Regions from separate parts of the Homo sapiens genome. Here region 1 is linked to region 2. Evidence: read pairs that join two places in POLR2A ChIA-PET (ENCODE). Cell type or tissue: OCI-LY7. All regions are shown on one strand.

Evidence for each region. Peaks named below come from ENCODE experiments on the same cell type or tissue, not always from the same donor. Only the 100,000 strongest peaks of a DNase experiment are listed, where the experiment ranks them.
Region 1: POLR2A ChIA-PET joins it to region 2 with 13 read pairs; 2 of 35 experiments call an interaction of 5 or more read pairs at or near these places.

The regions. Positions count from the first base shown.
Region 1 is chr15:62,487,153-62,495,152 of GRCh38, forward strand. The region is part of intron 1 of TLN2 (talin 2); the gene reads left to right. Among named protein-coding and RNA genes, the nearest start is that of TLN2, 100 kb to the left of the region's middle. In OCI-LY7, no CTCF peak of the experiment used is centred here; no DNase peak of the experiment used is centred here.
Region 2 is chr15:62,574,181-62,582,180 of GRCh38, forward strand. The region is part of intron 1 of TLN2 (talin 2); the gene reads left to right. Among named protein-coding and RNA genes, the nearest start is that of MGC15885, 67 kb to the right of the region's middle. In OCI-LY7, no CTCF peak of the experiment used is centred here; DNase peaks (open chromatin) are centred at 341 and 4,991; H3K4me3 peaks cover 1,453 bases.

The sequences.
Region 1 (8,000 bases), 87 kb before region 2:
ATGGTCCAGGCTGCTGTCACTGCATTTTCTTCCTTGTGAATCTCTTCTCTTCTGTCGTTGACTTACTGGGTTGATTCCGTGTGGTCAACTTGCGTGATGTGTACATACCAGGCTAGTCAGACCTGCCCTGGCTGCTCATTCACCGATTATGAGATTCCTTGTAGACGTGATTCTGAGAACTCAGGAGGCCACCATGTAGGAAAGGTATGCTTCTTAGAGCTCTGGATGTTTTTAGTTTGATTATTGTCAGTATTATCTTGGGTCAGTGCTTCTCAAACTAATTCCAGTTTGTGAATCATTTTACAATTGAGTTGTTTACAAATGCCCAATTGTTGGGCATTTGACCTTGCTGACCCGCAGACCTATTGTTCCCACTTGTCATTATAGAAGCAAACACTTGCTGGGTGCGGTGGCTCATGCCTATAATCCAAGCACTTTTGGTGGCCGAGGTGGGAAGCTCACTTGAGCCCAGGAGTTCAAGACCAGCCTGGGCCACATAGGGAGATCCTGACCCTATAAAAAATAAAAACGACACTTTGGGAGGCTGAGGCAGGTGGATCATGGGGTCAGGAGATAGAAATACTACTAAAAATACAAAAAATTAGCCGGGCATGGTGGCAGGCGCCTGTAGTCCCAGCTACTTGGGAGGCTGAGGCAGGAGAATGGCATGAACCTGGGAGGCGGAGGTTGCAGTGAGCTGAGATCGCACCACTGCACTCCAGCCTGGGAAACAGAGTGAGAATCCGTCTCAAAAAATAAATAAATAAATAAATAAAATTGCCAGGCATGGTGGCACGTGCCTGTAGTCCCAACTACTCAGGAGGCTGAAGTGGGAGGATCACTTGAGCCCAGGAGAGAGAGGCTGTAGTGAGCTGTGATAGCACCACTGCACCTCCAGCCTGGGCAACAAAGCAAGACTCTGTCTCAAAAAAGAAGAAAAGGGAAAAAAAAGAAAACCACAAACACATGGTCACATGTAATCCACTTTAGGATTAATAGAGAAAATGGTACTTTGTAAAGTGAAATAGGATAATTGATCATACAAAAAAATAAAAGTACATTTAGGAACAACAGTGTGTCTTGACTGTCCTCCATAGTACAGTTATAAATCTGGGCAAACATGTAAAGGAGGAAGACACGGTCCCTGATCTGCCGAAGGAGTACAGATACTGGTGGGAGTAGAATGGGGACATCTTTTAAGCTGAAGAGGTCAGGAAAGGCTTAACCAAGCAGTGGGTCTGAGCTGAGCCTTGGAGACTGGAGTGAGGATGAGAATTGTTGGTAAGACAAGGGCAGTAATTATAGATTCACATTTTGTAATAAAAGTTCATCCTTGCAGACCACCAGCAGGATCCAGTGGGACTACACTGTGAGAATCACTGCAAAATGGCCAGAATTTATGTTTGTGGGAAAATCTGAGTAATTATTGAATGACTACCCAGCATTGCCAATTAAAACAAAACTTGGATGAGACCAGTCTTCCAATTCTGTCTGATGAAACATAAACGGAAAGCCTTTATAATGTAATATTACTGCCTGAGTGATTATTTTCAGAATACAATGATCAGCCAAATGGCTTCTAATTGATCTCAAAATATTTACTGAGCCTCTCAGTGTGATAATGTTCTGCTGAGTTGCTGATTTACCCCCAAAAGAAGACAGTAAGAATATGAGCATTCCAAGACTAATAAGATACACATGCCGTGAATGGTTAAATATATAAATATAGGCCAGGCGCAGTGGCTCACGCCTGTAATCGCAGCACTTTGGGAGGCCGAGGTGGGTGGATCACGAGGTCAGGAGTCCAAGACCAGCCTGGCCAATATGGTGAAACCCCGTCTCTACTAAAAATACAAAAATTAGCTGGGCATGGTGGTGCATGCCTGTAGTCGCAGCTACTTGGGAGGCTGAGGCAGGAGAATCACTTGAACCTGGCAGGGTGAGGTTGCAGTGAGTTGAGATTGTGCCGCTGCACTCCAGCCTGGGTGACAGAGCAAGACTCCGTCTCAAAAGCAAACAAAGAAAATATAAATATAGAATGCACAACTCCATGAATGACATGAAGGTATACACAGGGGTCCTCTTTTGCTCCTTTTCTTCACTTTTTCTAAAACAGTCCTTTGGTATCTTCAATGATTCATAATCTGTGAAAAACCAAACAGGTTACACAACAAACTCAGGTGCAACTTCTCAAACAGCCTAAGCACATGTGTCCCAAATAATTAAACAATTTATCTCAGAGGCACTTTTAAAAATAACGCTGTGCAACCATTCCCTTCTAAGAAACCTTCCCTGAAACTTTTCATATAAACCATTAGTAATTGGTGAACTGGTAATTTCTGGATCCTGACTTTATTTTTTAACACTCTCCTTCTCCCCTCCACCCTGCCCCCAAAGCACAAATACCTCATCCTGGTGGTTTCAAAGTAAAGTCTACAAATCTTCAGTTCTCCTCCCTTTAAGGGACAGAGCCTGATTCCCTTCCCCTTAGATGTGGGTTGGACTTAGAAGTGAATCACAGTGTATAGAATCAAGTGGAAAGGATGGCATGTGATCGCAGAGACCAAGTGACAAAAGGCACTGTGTCTTCTCCTTGTTCTCTCACGGATTGCTTCCTCTGAAAGAAGTCCGCTGCCATATTGTGAAGGTGCTTCAGCAGCTGATGGAGAGTCCCACAAAGTGGGAAACTGCATGTTGCCCATTGTCAACAGCCATGTGAGTACCCCATGTTGGAATGGGTCCTCAGCCCTGGCAAACCTTCAGATGATTGTAGCTCCTGCCCACATTCTGAGTCCAACTCAGTGAAAGAACCACCTAGTTATGCCGCTCTCAAATTCCTGACTCATGAAATCTGTGAGATTGTGTTTATGTGAAGGCATTGCATTCGGGGGTAATTTGTTATGCAGCACCTACAATAAGTAACAGACCTTAGATCTTCAGCAGTGATTTTAGCATATTCGTAGTGAGACTCAGTAGCACTGAGACATAATCCACAGGGATTTTACTATTATAAGCATTGTTTTGAGGCTTTTAAAGTGATAGCTAACATCATGCGATAGATATATTAACCACTTCCCTCCCCTGGTGTTTATTTTAAAGGGATTGTTACCACAATTAAATTGATTTATGGATTCATTTGTTTATGAATTTTTTAAAAATTATTTGTTCTGGCAGTTGTTAATGCTTGAACTTACTTATGGGGGTTATCTCTATGTGACTTGGGATACACGTTTGTCTCTATCCTCAGAGGAATTAGCTGTGGCAGTAGGGCCTTCAGCACATCCCAAAGACAGTTGGTTGGAAACATAAATATACTTGGGCATGTATTCCCAGAGATTGTGCTTGTGTCTAAATTGGAGTAAAAATTACAGGCAGCCTTAGGAAAATACATTTGGAGACATTCCGTCTTCCCCAAAAAGATGTTAATTATTTAATAACTCCTTATCTTACACCTTGGTATTAGCAGGAGCTTCTCGGTGTTGTGTGTGTTCTTACTTTTTAAAGACACAGCTATATGTCACTTGCTGTTCTACCTGTGGAATTTTTTTGCATGAGGAAGCTGCTTTGGCCAGGTATACATCACTTTTTCTACACAAGTCCTCTGTGTTTGATACAGAAATGCTAGGTAAATGTGCTAGTGCTAGAAATGCCAGAAATAATTTCCAGGTTCCAGCAAGATTGCTTTGGGGTCATTCCCACCTTTAACACTGAACCCCCCAAATCTGAGATAGGTCTCAGTCAATTTAGGAAGTTTATTTTGCCAAAGTTAAGGGTACACACCGTTGACATAGCCTTAGGAGATCCTGATGACATGGGCCCTGGGTGGTTGGAGCACAGCTTGGTTTTATACATTTTACAGAAACATAAGACTTCAAAATATGTAAGATGGTCAGGCGTGGTGGCTCACGCCTGTAATCCCAGCACTGTGGGAGGCCGAGGCAGGCAGATCACCTGAGGTCAGGAGTTTGAGACCAGCCTGGCCAACATGGCGAAACCCTGTCTCTACTAAAAATACAAAAATTAGCTGGGCATGGTGGCACATGCCTATAATCCCAGCTACTTGGGAGGCTGAGGCAGGAGAATCATGTTGCTTGAACCTGGGAGGTGGAGTTTGTGATGAGCCGAAATTGTGCCACTGCACTCCAGTCTGAGTGACAGAGCAAGACTCTGTCTCAAAAAAAAAAAATATATATATATATACACACACACACACACACACACACACACACACACACACACACACATTTATATAAGATGTACATTGGTACCTTCTGGAAAGGTGGGACAACTGGAAGTGGGTGGGGGCTTCCAGGTCAGAGGTAGATAAGAGACAAATGGTTGCATTATTTTGCATTTCTTATTAGCCCTTCCAAAGTGGGCAATCAGATATGCTCTTATCTCAGTGAGCACAGGGATGAGTTTGAGTTGTTTGTCCTTTGTCCACAAGGAAACTCCTTGTGAGGGAGGTAAGTAGATAGCTTTTTTTTCTTAGTAGCTATCTTTTTTTAGGAATAGAATGGGAGGCAGTTTTGCCCTAAGCAGCTCCCAGCTTGACTTTTCCCTTTGACTTAGTGATTGGGGGGTTCCAAAATTCATTTTCCTTTCACAACTCTTACAGTGTGGTAGTGCTTGAAGTTTCATAACAGTCAGAGCAGAATCTCACTGCTTGCTTCCTGCTGGAGAGAGGAATCTCTGTCCTTCAGTGGATGATGTTTTCTGTGGTCTTGTTCAGGAATTTACAAACTAGAGGAAGCCTTATCTCACCAAGGGAAAAAAAGACAAATAATTGGCCTCTGAGAATTGCGGCAGGGAGCAGGGAGTATTAGTGGGGGCGTCTTTTTCTCTCAATTTCTGGTATATACATATGTATTTTAATAATTACTAAATGTCTAACAGAATAAATTTATGAGTAAGCTAAGTTATTCAGATGTATTTTGATAACTTATTTATTATATAAATAATATATGCTATTATAGATAAATTAGAAGATTTAGTCCAGTAAAAGAAAATAAAAACTGGCCGGACGCGGTGGCTCACGCCTGTAATCCCAGCACTTTGGGAGGCTGAGGCGGGTGGATCATGAGGTCAGGAGATCAAGACCATCCTGGCTAATATGGTGATACTAGCCGGGTGCGGTGGCTGATGCCTATAATCCCAGCACTTTGGGACGCCAAGGCGGGTGGATCACGAGGTCAGGAGATCGAGACCATCCTGGCTAACACGGTGAAACCCCGTCTCTAATAAAAATACAAAAAAATTAGCTGGGCGTGGTTGGGAGTGCCTGTAATCTCAGCTACTCCAAGGCTGAGGTGAGAATTGCCTGAATCCGGGAGGCAGAAGTTGCAGTGAGCCGAGATGGCGCCCCTGGGCGACAGAGCGAGACTCTGTCTCAAAAAAAAAAAAAAAAAGAAAAAAAGAAAAAAAACTATTCCAATAATCCCAATGTCTAGAGATAGTCTGTTTTTAAAATAATGAATTTTGCCCTATGTCAGTTTCCTTTTGTGATTTTTTTTCAACGCATTTCCCCCCATAGATTCAGAATGTCCCAAACTGTGAAATTTATAAATTAAAATGTATAAGTAAGTTTTTATTTCCCATTCATTTATTCCAAATAATTGCCTTTTGTTATGGTAGAATTTGAGTAATCAAAGAATTCTACCATAACAGATTCCACAGAATTCCATAGCAGAAAAATCTTGGTAAATCCTTGTGTCTCTAATAGTCCTTGAAAGAGGATTTTCAATGCTGCTTTGGAAAAGTGGGGTAGCCCAGGACGTTCTGGCTACTCTTCCTGCTGTCACTGACATTTGAGGACTCGGAGAGTTGTTGTGGCCTTCCTGTTAGGGGTGGAAATATTGGAGGGATTGAAAATCTGGAACTCACTAATTGCATTTGTGTTCCCTCTGGCCTTCTTTGGGGGTGCTTGGTCGGATGTTCATGGTTCAGGGAGGGACAGATGAAGGGCGTAAATCATGATCTGGGAAGTCTGGTCCCTGAACAGCTGTCTGCCAGCTGCTTCACTGGAAACTGGGCAAGTACGAGTGAGCTTTCCTCTGATGGTCTGAAATTGCCAGAAACAGCAGAGCCATGCTCCAGGTGCTTGTTGCGGGAACTGAGTTCAAATCTTGCCTCTCCCACCTAATGGCACTGACTACAGGCCAGCTATGTTGAAGCTTCTGGGCCTCAGTTTCCTCACGTGTCAAACACTGGTGACATACCCACCCCTGTAGGTTTGTTGTGCGGTGGGTGTTAACAACATACATGCCTGGCTCATAATCACTCATAAGGCCCTGTCCTCCCCTTGCTGTTGTATCATTACAATTGAGTATAGGATGGGTTTGAGCAGGTTATTGTCAGGAGTGTCTATTCTAAGCTTTCGTTACAAAAGGTCCCCCAAATCCACTCAGCTTTCACGCTCTCCCACGTAGGAAGCTGGCCCAACACCATGGAGGTTCCCCCCCGCCGCTTTTTTTTTTGAGATGGAGTCTCACTCTGTTGACCAGGCTGGAGTGCAGGGGCACAATCTTGGCTCACTGTAGCTTCCGCCTCCCGGGTTCAAGCGATTCTCCTGCCTTAGCCTCCCGAGTAGCTGGGACCACAGGCACACACCACCATGCCTGGCTAGTTTTTGTATTTTTGGTAGAGACACGGTTTCACCATGTTTGCCAGGCTGGTCTCGATCTCCTGACCTCAGGTGATCCACCCACCTCGGCCTCCCAAAGTGCTGGGATTATAGGTGTGAGCCACCATGCCTGGCCGAGGTTGCCTCTTAGGTAAGTAAATAACAATCTCCTTGTCTCAGGGGAGGACACTGCTGATGAAGAGTTTTTTTTAGATCTGTCAAAATTATGGATACCACCCCCCTTTGTCTGGGTGATCCTAGGATTCTTTTATTTTCAAGAAGACAACTGGGAGGAAGCCATGCAGGAGACTGGCTGTGGTAGTTTTCATGTGAATTTTTATCTTCAGTGCTTTTCATGTCTTCAATTATCCAAGTACCCCAAGCCTGTGGTTTGCCTCAGTTTGGGTGGGCATAGCCAAGGGGGTTCCAGGGCCGTCCAGCCTTCACTCAAGGATGACTTTCCCTAGGCTGAGGGCAGTGGACCCTTGACAAAATTTAATTACCGTCTCTGCTTATGGCTGGACCTCAGCTGGCAGGGTCTCGGGGGCTTTAAACAAAAGCAGGAGCCTCTCCAGAAGTAGATTAGGGAGATTTGCATTCAGGCCAGGGATTTGTACATGGTGTTAATTCTCCTCCAGGCAGATATCTGCTTGGGAAAGGGCTGTGTGACCCTATTTAGAAAAATGGCTACACTTTGTTAACCTTTTTTCCCTTAAGAAGGAAAAATCATTAATGGCAGAAGTTCAGGCCCCAGAGGGGATTTTCTGGGTGATTCTTTGTTTCAAGAGTCATGTTTCCCCAGATGTGATTAAATTGTCCGTAACTTTTAACTCTTCCCTCCCCCGTGCTTTAGTTGAAAAATAAAATCTCTGTTCATATTTCTTGCATATCATAGGCTTATGTCTCTTTCCAGCTCTATAAGTCAAGGCTAAAGATTTTTTTTTTAAGAAAGAGGAAAAAAAAGACATTTATTTGAGAAGACATTTTTGTGTGTGCCCTGCTCCCACCATGCATTCATTCGGTGCTGGAAAGTGGTTAGGGGATTCTAAGCAGCCCCCTTGCTATAGCTGGACTGTGACGCTGTCCCTTACTGTCAGTCTGCTTGGCTCCTCCAGACCTGATGCAGATGCTGCCCGCTCCCCACACAGCCCTCCTTTTTCTCTGTTCCCGGAACACTGTTTGCTTCTGTTACTGAGAAGGCAATACTGGGTAAAGGAGAATGATGCACGATGTGGAGCTGGAAGACCCAGGCCCAAAGGCAGCTTTTACCACCTCCTAGCTGTGCTACCCTGGGCCCCTGAGCCTAGAGTTCCTTCACTGCACTTGCAATTGCACTGTGCAATGCCTTCTCAGTCTCCTGGCTAGAAAATGGAACTCC
Region 2 (8,000 bases):
TTTTGTCTCTTAGGATGCTTTGTGCATAGCTGATGCTTAGTAATGGGCTCTTATTCATCTAGAAATTTTTTTTGCCTTTAACTTCAACCTGGAAGGCTTTTAAAAAACATGATTAGCCAGGCGCGGTGGCTCAGCCTGTAATTCCAGTGCTTTGGGAGGCTGAGGTGAGAGGATCACATGTGGCCAGGAGTTTAAGACCAGCCCAAGCAACATAGCTAGACCCCGCCTCTTCAAAAATAAGGATGAAAAATTTAGCCAGGCATGGTGGTACATGCTTGTAGCTCCAGGTACTCAGGAGACTAAGGTGGGAGGAGTGTTTGAGCCCAGGTGTTTGTGGTTACAGTGAGCTATATCGCACCACTGAACTCCAGCCTGGGCAACAGGATGAGACCCTGTCTCAAAAAAAAAAAAAAAAAAAAAAAAAAAAAAAAAAAAAAAAGACTATTTCCTTTTGTGTGTGTAATGAGTATAATGAATACTTGATGTTTTTGCTTACTGAGGTATGATCATTCCAGACTTGAACTTTAGTTTGCATAAATTTTTCTATTTCTGAAATCAGGACCCATCAACACTGTATTATATGTCACAGTGTGGTTTATAATTCATGGCATTTTATAATTGAAGAAATTTGGCATTTTAGTTGTAGATATAAAAATATAAGTGTTACAGATCCTAATCCTAGCTTTTTTCTGTCTAAAAATACAGAGTCTCAGCTCACTTTCTCTGTTTATCTTGCCACTCCCTACCTCCTACAAATGTAGAGGGAGATTGCCAAAAAAAATGGAGATTCTGGTGGGTTGACTTAGATGAGTGCTTCTGAAATCATCTGAAAGTTTATTATCTGTTTCAGGGCTGGGCGCAGTGGCTCATGCCTGTAATTCTAACACTTTGGGAGGCTGAGGTGGGCAGATAGCTTGAGCCCAGGAGTTCAAGACCAGTCTGGGCAACATGATGAAACCTCATCTCCACCAAAAATTTAAAAATTGGTCCAGAATGGTGGCATGTGCCAGTAGTCCCAGCTACTTGGGAGGCTGAGGTGAGAGGTGGGAGGATCGCTTGAGCCTTGGAGGTTGAGCCTGTAGTGAGCCGAGATTGTGCCATAGCACTCCAGCGTGAGTGACAGAGCAAGACCCTATCTCCAAAAACAAACAAACAAAAAAATTATTTTCAGGCTGATAAACTTTTGCAAATTCAATAAAAATGAAATATTTGAAAAAATAAAATACAGGCACGTTTTAAAAAATCAGAATCAGTGTAAATCACTTTGTCCAATTGCTATATAGAATTTTCTAAGTGTTTACTCTCAATTTCTGTACTTACTGTGGACCAGTTACAAACTGGTGAAGGCAGACCACCTCTTGGTAGTGTGAGCTAAATAATGGAGGTTTTACTTAATTCATCAATTTCCATGGAATCACTTAAAAAACACACACACACACACACATACACACACACAGAAAAATTAGTCCAACTTCTTCTCAGAAGACCATTCAGAAAACACTGCTTGGAAGCACACTAAAGTCCACTGCCCTGCAGAGGTCAGGCCTGAAGGTTTGTGTGACTTAGATTTATCAGTGTTCAAGCTATAGTTTAATTCCATGTTCGTTACTTCATCCACGGAAAACCAGTGGAAAGCAAGTGAGTGGCTATTCTCCAGGTGTATGGAAAATGCCCAGCCCTCCCTGCCTTGCGGTAGAATCATGGATTTGAATATTTTCCCAACTGTGTAGAGTGAAATTTCAGTATTCCAAGTCATAAGTCAGATGTAATTTTGTCTTATTCTGTTTATTTGTGAGGTTAAAAATAGGAATTGGGAACTGCTTTTTAAAATAGCAATAGAGTGTTTTGACTCTTGGTCTGCAGGGGTCTGTGGGGTGATTATGTGATATTTTATGTTCTAAGGTAGTGGTGATTGTCTTACTAGAACATGTAAATATTTAAATCTTAGAATTGGCAGGGCATATTCAAGGAAGTATACAAAACAATTCAAAAACGAAGTCTGAGTTAATTTTTTTGTTTTAAAGTTGTGCTCGAGATCACGCCATTGCACTCCAGCCTGGGTGAAAGAGTGAGACCCCGTCTCAAAAAAAAAAAAATAAATAAAAATAAAAATAAAGCTGTATTCAAATAATATCATTTATGGGGAGATGATATGTAACATGTTTATGCATTTGTGAAAAGGAATTAGACTCTAGAGGAGCACTGTCTACTTTGAGGGGATAGCAGTGGACCCTCAGGGGTTGCACCCTCCCCAAAGGCACCTGCCAACCTCATAGGTTATTTTTTAGCAGGTGAGTTGTATGGGGTAGACTGGCCATCTCATCCAAGGGGCAGGGAGGGAGCGCGAGAATTGCTGATACTTGCCCCATAAGTACAGAGACCCACAGAGAGACATGAGTAAGACATTGCTCTGTATTTTTTTTTTTTTTTTTTTTTGCATTTTAAGAGACTGGAGGGGAAAAAAAGATAATGGAATGATTCCCCCCCCCGCCCCCCACATAAAAGAGTAATATGGAGGAAATTTGTTCCTCGAGAAGACTTTGCTGTTTGAATATATATATATTTATTCATTCTATTTTTGACAAAGAGCAAGTACGAGCTAAGTTACTCTGTCTAGAGGAGCTGATTCTGGAAATCCGAGGGAAACACTGAGAACATAAATAGGGAAGTAGAAAGTCCTTGCTGTCCCGTGAGAGCAGGGGCTCATGTAGGCGAGTGGAGTAGGATTCCTTATGTCCTGGTTTTAGCCCCAGGGAGTGAGGTCTGGGAGGGCAGGTGTCCTGCCCATGGTCACCTGGCCAGCTGTGTGCCACCAGGAATCAACTAAGGCCTGCTGTGTCTTTCCTGGGTCACCTTTATCTTACTGTGTGCAACAGGGATCAGATAGAGTATGATGGCTGTAACTTTATTTAATGAGTAGAGAATTTGTTTTCTTAGGGAAAACAGCTTTGTTATGCTTCTTATTGTTGAAAATACTACTTTGCCGGGCGCGGTGGCTCACGCCTGTAATCCCAGCCCTTTGGGAGGCTGAGGCGGGCGGATCACCTGAGGTCGGGCATTCGAGACCAGCCTGACCAACATGGAGAAACCCCATCTCTACTAAAAATACAAAATTAGCCGGGTGTGGTGGCGCATGCCTTTAATCCCAGCTACTTTGGGAGGCTGAGGCAGGTGAATCACTTGAACCTGGGAGGCGGAGGTTGTGGTGAGCCGAGATCGCGTCATTGCACTCCAGCCTGGGCAATAAGAGCAAAACTCCATCTCAAAAACAAAACAAAACAACAAACAAAAACAAAAAACACAAACAAAAGAACTACTTCATAAAATTCTTATATTTGAATCTGATATATGATACTTGCTTCAATATAATCTCCAGTGATTTCTGGGAAGGAATTAAATGGGGGCCTAGGATGAAATAATTTTGGCCGTGAGTTAGTAATTGTTGAAGCTGAGTGATGAGTACATAGGGGTTCATGATGATGTTTTCTTTGTTTTGTATATATTTAACTTATAAAAATTTTTTTTTAATATACTTTAAGCTCTAGGGTACATGTGCACACCGTGCAGATTTGTTACATAGGTATACATGTGCCATGTTGGTTTGCTGCACCCATCAACTCGTCATTTACATTAGGTATTTCTCCTAATGCTATCCCTCCCCCAGCCTCCTACTACCTAACAGGCCCCATTGTGTGATGTTCCCTGTCCTGTGTCCATGTGTTCTCATTGTTCAACTCCCACCTATGAGTGAGAACATGCAGTGTTTGGTTTTCTGTCCTTGTGATAGTTTGCTGAGAATGATGGTTTCCAGCTTCATCCATGTCCCTATAAAGGACATGAACTCATCCTTTTTTATGGCTGCATAGTATTCCATGGTGTATATGTGCCGTATTTTCTTAATCCAGTCTATCACTGATGGACATTTGGGTTGGTTCCAAGTCTTTGCTATTGTGAATAGTGCCACAATAAACATTGTATGTATTTAACTTTTTTAAAAGAAAGTTTTAAACATGTATATGGTACATGACGTGGTAAATAAGTTACAAAATCTCATCACCCAACAAGAACCAGAACCACCAGGAACTGGAAAACATTGTTTAATACCATTGTGCATGGTGTCTCACGCCTGTAATCTCAGCACTTTGGAAGGCTGAGGTGGGCACATCACCTGAGGTCAGGAGTTCGAGACCAGCCTGGCCAACATGGTGAAACCCCGTCTCTACTAAAAATACAAAAATTAACCAGGTGTGGTGGTGCATGACTGTAATCCCAGCTTCTCGGGAGGCTGAGGCAGGAGAATCACTTGAACCCGGGAGGTGGAGGTTGCAGTGAGTGAGATTGCGCCACTGCACCCCAGCCTGGGTGACAGAACAAGACTCCGTCTCAAAACAAACAAACAAAAACCCCCATCTCCTGCATATTCCACTTCATGAAAATGCTTTAAAGAAATACAGGAAAGGTGTGAATCCCCATCCTGCTCACAGAGATTTTATTCCAGGTAGAGAGCTGAGAGGCCGCATGTGGGGAGGGGGGTAAAGTCCACATTTATTGCAGGTGTGCTGTGCTCGTGTGTCCCTCGCATCAGCTCGTGAGGGAGGCCCTGGCATCGGCCTTTTACAGGGGAGCAGAGTGAGGCATGGAGGACTTAGTCAGGGAGCAAGGATGCCCCTGGCCTTGGGTGACCTGGTGCCAGGCTTGGTGCTGGGTGCTTGAATATTCCTTCTCTGTGTAGTCTTAGCACCCTATGTTGTGGACTGGTGTTAGAAAGAATACAACATGATAGAATGAGTTGCCATTTTATGCAGAGAAACCTACAAAACCCATGAAAATTTAGAGAAATGCAAGAGTAGGAGGAACCACAGGGGAAAGAGCATCTTAGAAAATGGGGGCCTTGGGTTGACAGGAGGAGGGAAACAAGGCTGAGGAGAATTAATTTTCACAATATACTGAGAAGAGGAAGTACAGTTTGTTAGAAGGTGTTTTGGTTTTGCATGAAAGGTGCCATAGCGAATATGCAAAAAAATCACTGGCCATGTGAGGAAAGAGAAGAGGAATTTAGCTTTTGGAGAAATACATCAGGTGGCAATTTTATGAAAACCAGCCTTCACATGGTAAGAGAGAGCAGCATAGAAAAATCACTTGGGAAAGATGAATTTTGAGGGTTACAATAACTGCTAATCAGGGCCAAGTGGTGACAGGTTCTTATTTATGGAAAGTGAGTATTCCTGATTTCCGCATTATGTATACCTGAGTATCTAATTCGGTCTTGATTAGCAGAATCCTCTCAAATGACCTCGTGTTCTTGTTTGTGATACTTATCTTAGGTTGCTGGGGGCTGAGAAGACTCACAGTACACTTTGATTGTTTCTTCCTGTTGCATTTATGCTGTGGTGTGTTGGCTCACGGCATCAGGCAGCCAGGCTTTGCAGGCTGGAGGATGGAGCCAGTGTGAGTATTCATAGGAACGTGTCCCCTGAAGAGGATGCCCCTCCTTCTCCTAGCTACAGACCCGAGATACTTCATTACAGATGACAGAGTTTCCACTGGCAAGGAAACTCAGGTGAGATTCACCACTTGAGGAAGTCACATTCTCTCTCTGCATGTCCTTCAGCTGGATTGTGTCACTGTAGAAGCAGTTGCTGAGGTTACGAGCATGTAGGAATAGTCCTCGAGCTAATGGTCAGGGTGGCAGTGAGAATAAAAATGGAGGAGCATGCACCTTCCCAGGGTCAGTTCTAGCAGCGTGGAGCCTTGTGTGTGCAGCACCTGTTCAACCCGAGTGCTCTGATACAGTCAAAGGATCTCTACCTGGCCAGGAGGATCCCAGATCCTCCATCGCTGCTTCCCCAGGCCAAGCCAACATGTGTCACTCTACACCTCTCCCAGGCCCTGGCCTGCAGTGGGGAGATCTCCCACAGGGAGTTCCTTGGCTTCAGTGCCTGGGTGGCATCTGCAGCACCACACCTCTTTCTCTCTGTATTTTAAAAAATATTTTGTTTATTTTTAACAGGTTTTATTTCTTCGGAGCAGTTTTGGGTTTACAACAAAATTGAGTGGGAAGTACAGAGAGTTCCTTTATATCTACTGTACCCATAGCTTCCCCATTACCAACATCCCATGCTAGGGTGGTACATTTGTTATAGTTGATGAACCTATATTGACAAATCATTACCACCTAAAGACCATAGTTTACCTTAGAGTTTCTCTCTTCTCCCCTCTCTACCTCCCTCCCTCCCTCCCTCCCTTCCTTCCCATTGTCTTGCTCTGTTGCTCAGGCTGGAGTACAGTGGCGAGATCTAGGCACAGTGCAGCCTTGACCTCCCAGGCTCAGGCAATCCTCCTACCTCAGCCTCGCGAGTAGCCGGTACTATAGGCGCATACCACCACACCCAGCTAATTTTTGTATTTTTTGTAGAGATGGGGTTTTGCCATGTTGCCCAGGCTAGTCTCTAACTCCTGAGTTCAAGTGATCTACCTATCTTCGCCTCCCAAAGTGCTGGGATTATAGGCATGCACCACTGCACCTGGCTAGGGTTTATTCTTGGTGTTGCACGTTCTTTTGATTTGGAAAAATGTAGAATGATACACATCCACCTTTATAGTATCATGCAAAGTAGTTTCACTGCCCAAAAAATCCTCAGTGCTGCTTATTTTTTCCTGCCTTCGCCCCGCCCCCTGACCCCTGGCAACCACTGATTTTTTTTTTTTTTTTTTCTTTTTGAGACAGAGTTTCGGTCTTGTTGCCTAGGCTGGAGTGCAATGACAGGATCTCGGCTCTCAGCAACTTCCGCCTCCCAGGTCCAAGTGATTCTCCTGCCTCAGCTTCCCAGGTAGCTGGGATTACAGGCGCCCACCACCATGCCCGGCTAATTTTTGTATATTTAGTAGAGATGGGGTTTCACCATGTTGGCCCGGATGGTCTCCTAACACCTCAAGTGATCCGCCTGCCTTGGCCTCCTAAAGTGCCATGATTACAGGTGTGAGACACCGCGCCCGGCCCAACCAGTGATCTTTTTACTGTCTCCCTAGTGTTGCCTCTTCCAGAATGTCATCGAGTTGGAATTGTATAGTATGTAGCCTTTTCAGATTGGCTTCTTCTGTTAGTAATGTGGATTTAATTTCCTCCATGTCTTTTCATGACTTGATAGCGCTTTTCTTTTTAGCACTGAATAGTATTCTATTGTGTACATGTACCTTCTTGCTCTTTTTACTGGAACCTCTCATTCTGTTTTCCCAAAAGAAAAACTCAAGTAGTTGATGAATAACACTTACCTATGGTGTTCATCAGGTTCTACTGTTGGTATTCTTTGTGGCTTTGTGCTCTTTTAAAGGGTCCAAGTTGGAATGAAAGAGAATAAGAGCACGTTTGTGCTCTTAGGGTTCAGGGATGAGGGAATAGTGTACAGAGGGGAATCTTTTTGTTTCATTCTCCAATTGTTATACCGTGAAAGCCTTTGTTTGCTTTGGAGGTGGGAAGGAAGGCATAAATGTAAAATAGTGTATTTCCCTAGTTGACAACAGACCAAAGAGTCGAGAAGTTTATTCACAGACCCCAGGTTTGTAGCAAAAGAGTGAATAGTGGGCCGGGTGCGGTGGCTCACACCTGTAATCCCAGCACTTTGGGAGGCCGAGGCAGGCAGATCACCTGAGATTAGGAGTTCCAGACCAGCCTGGTCAACATGGCAAAACCCTGTCTCTACTAAAAATACAAAAATTAGCCGGGCGTAGTGGTATGAGTCTGTAGTCCCAGCTACCCAGGAGGCTGAGGCAGGAGAATCGTTTGAACCTGGGAGGTGGAGTTTGCAGTGAGCCAAGATTGTGCCGCTGCACTCCAGCCTGGGCAAGAAGAGTGAAACTCTGTCTAGAAAAAAAAAAAAGAAAAAGAAAAACATGTGAATGGTGGACTAATCACTGGGACTGAGAGAGGAAAACGAGGGCTTAAGCTGGTACCTTGAAGTCCCAGGGAGAATGATCATAGAATCAGCCAGCCATAACTTCAG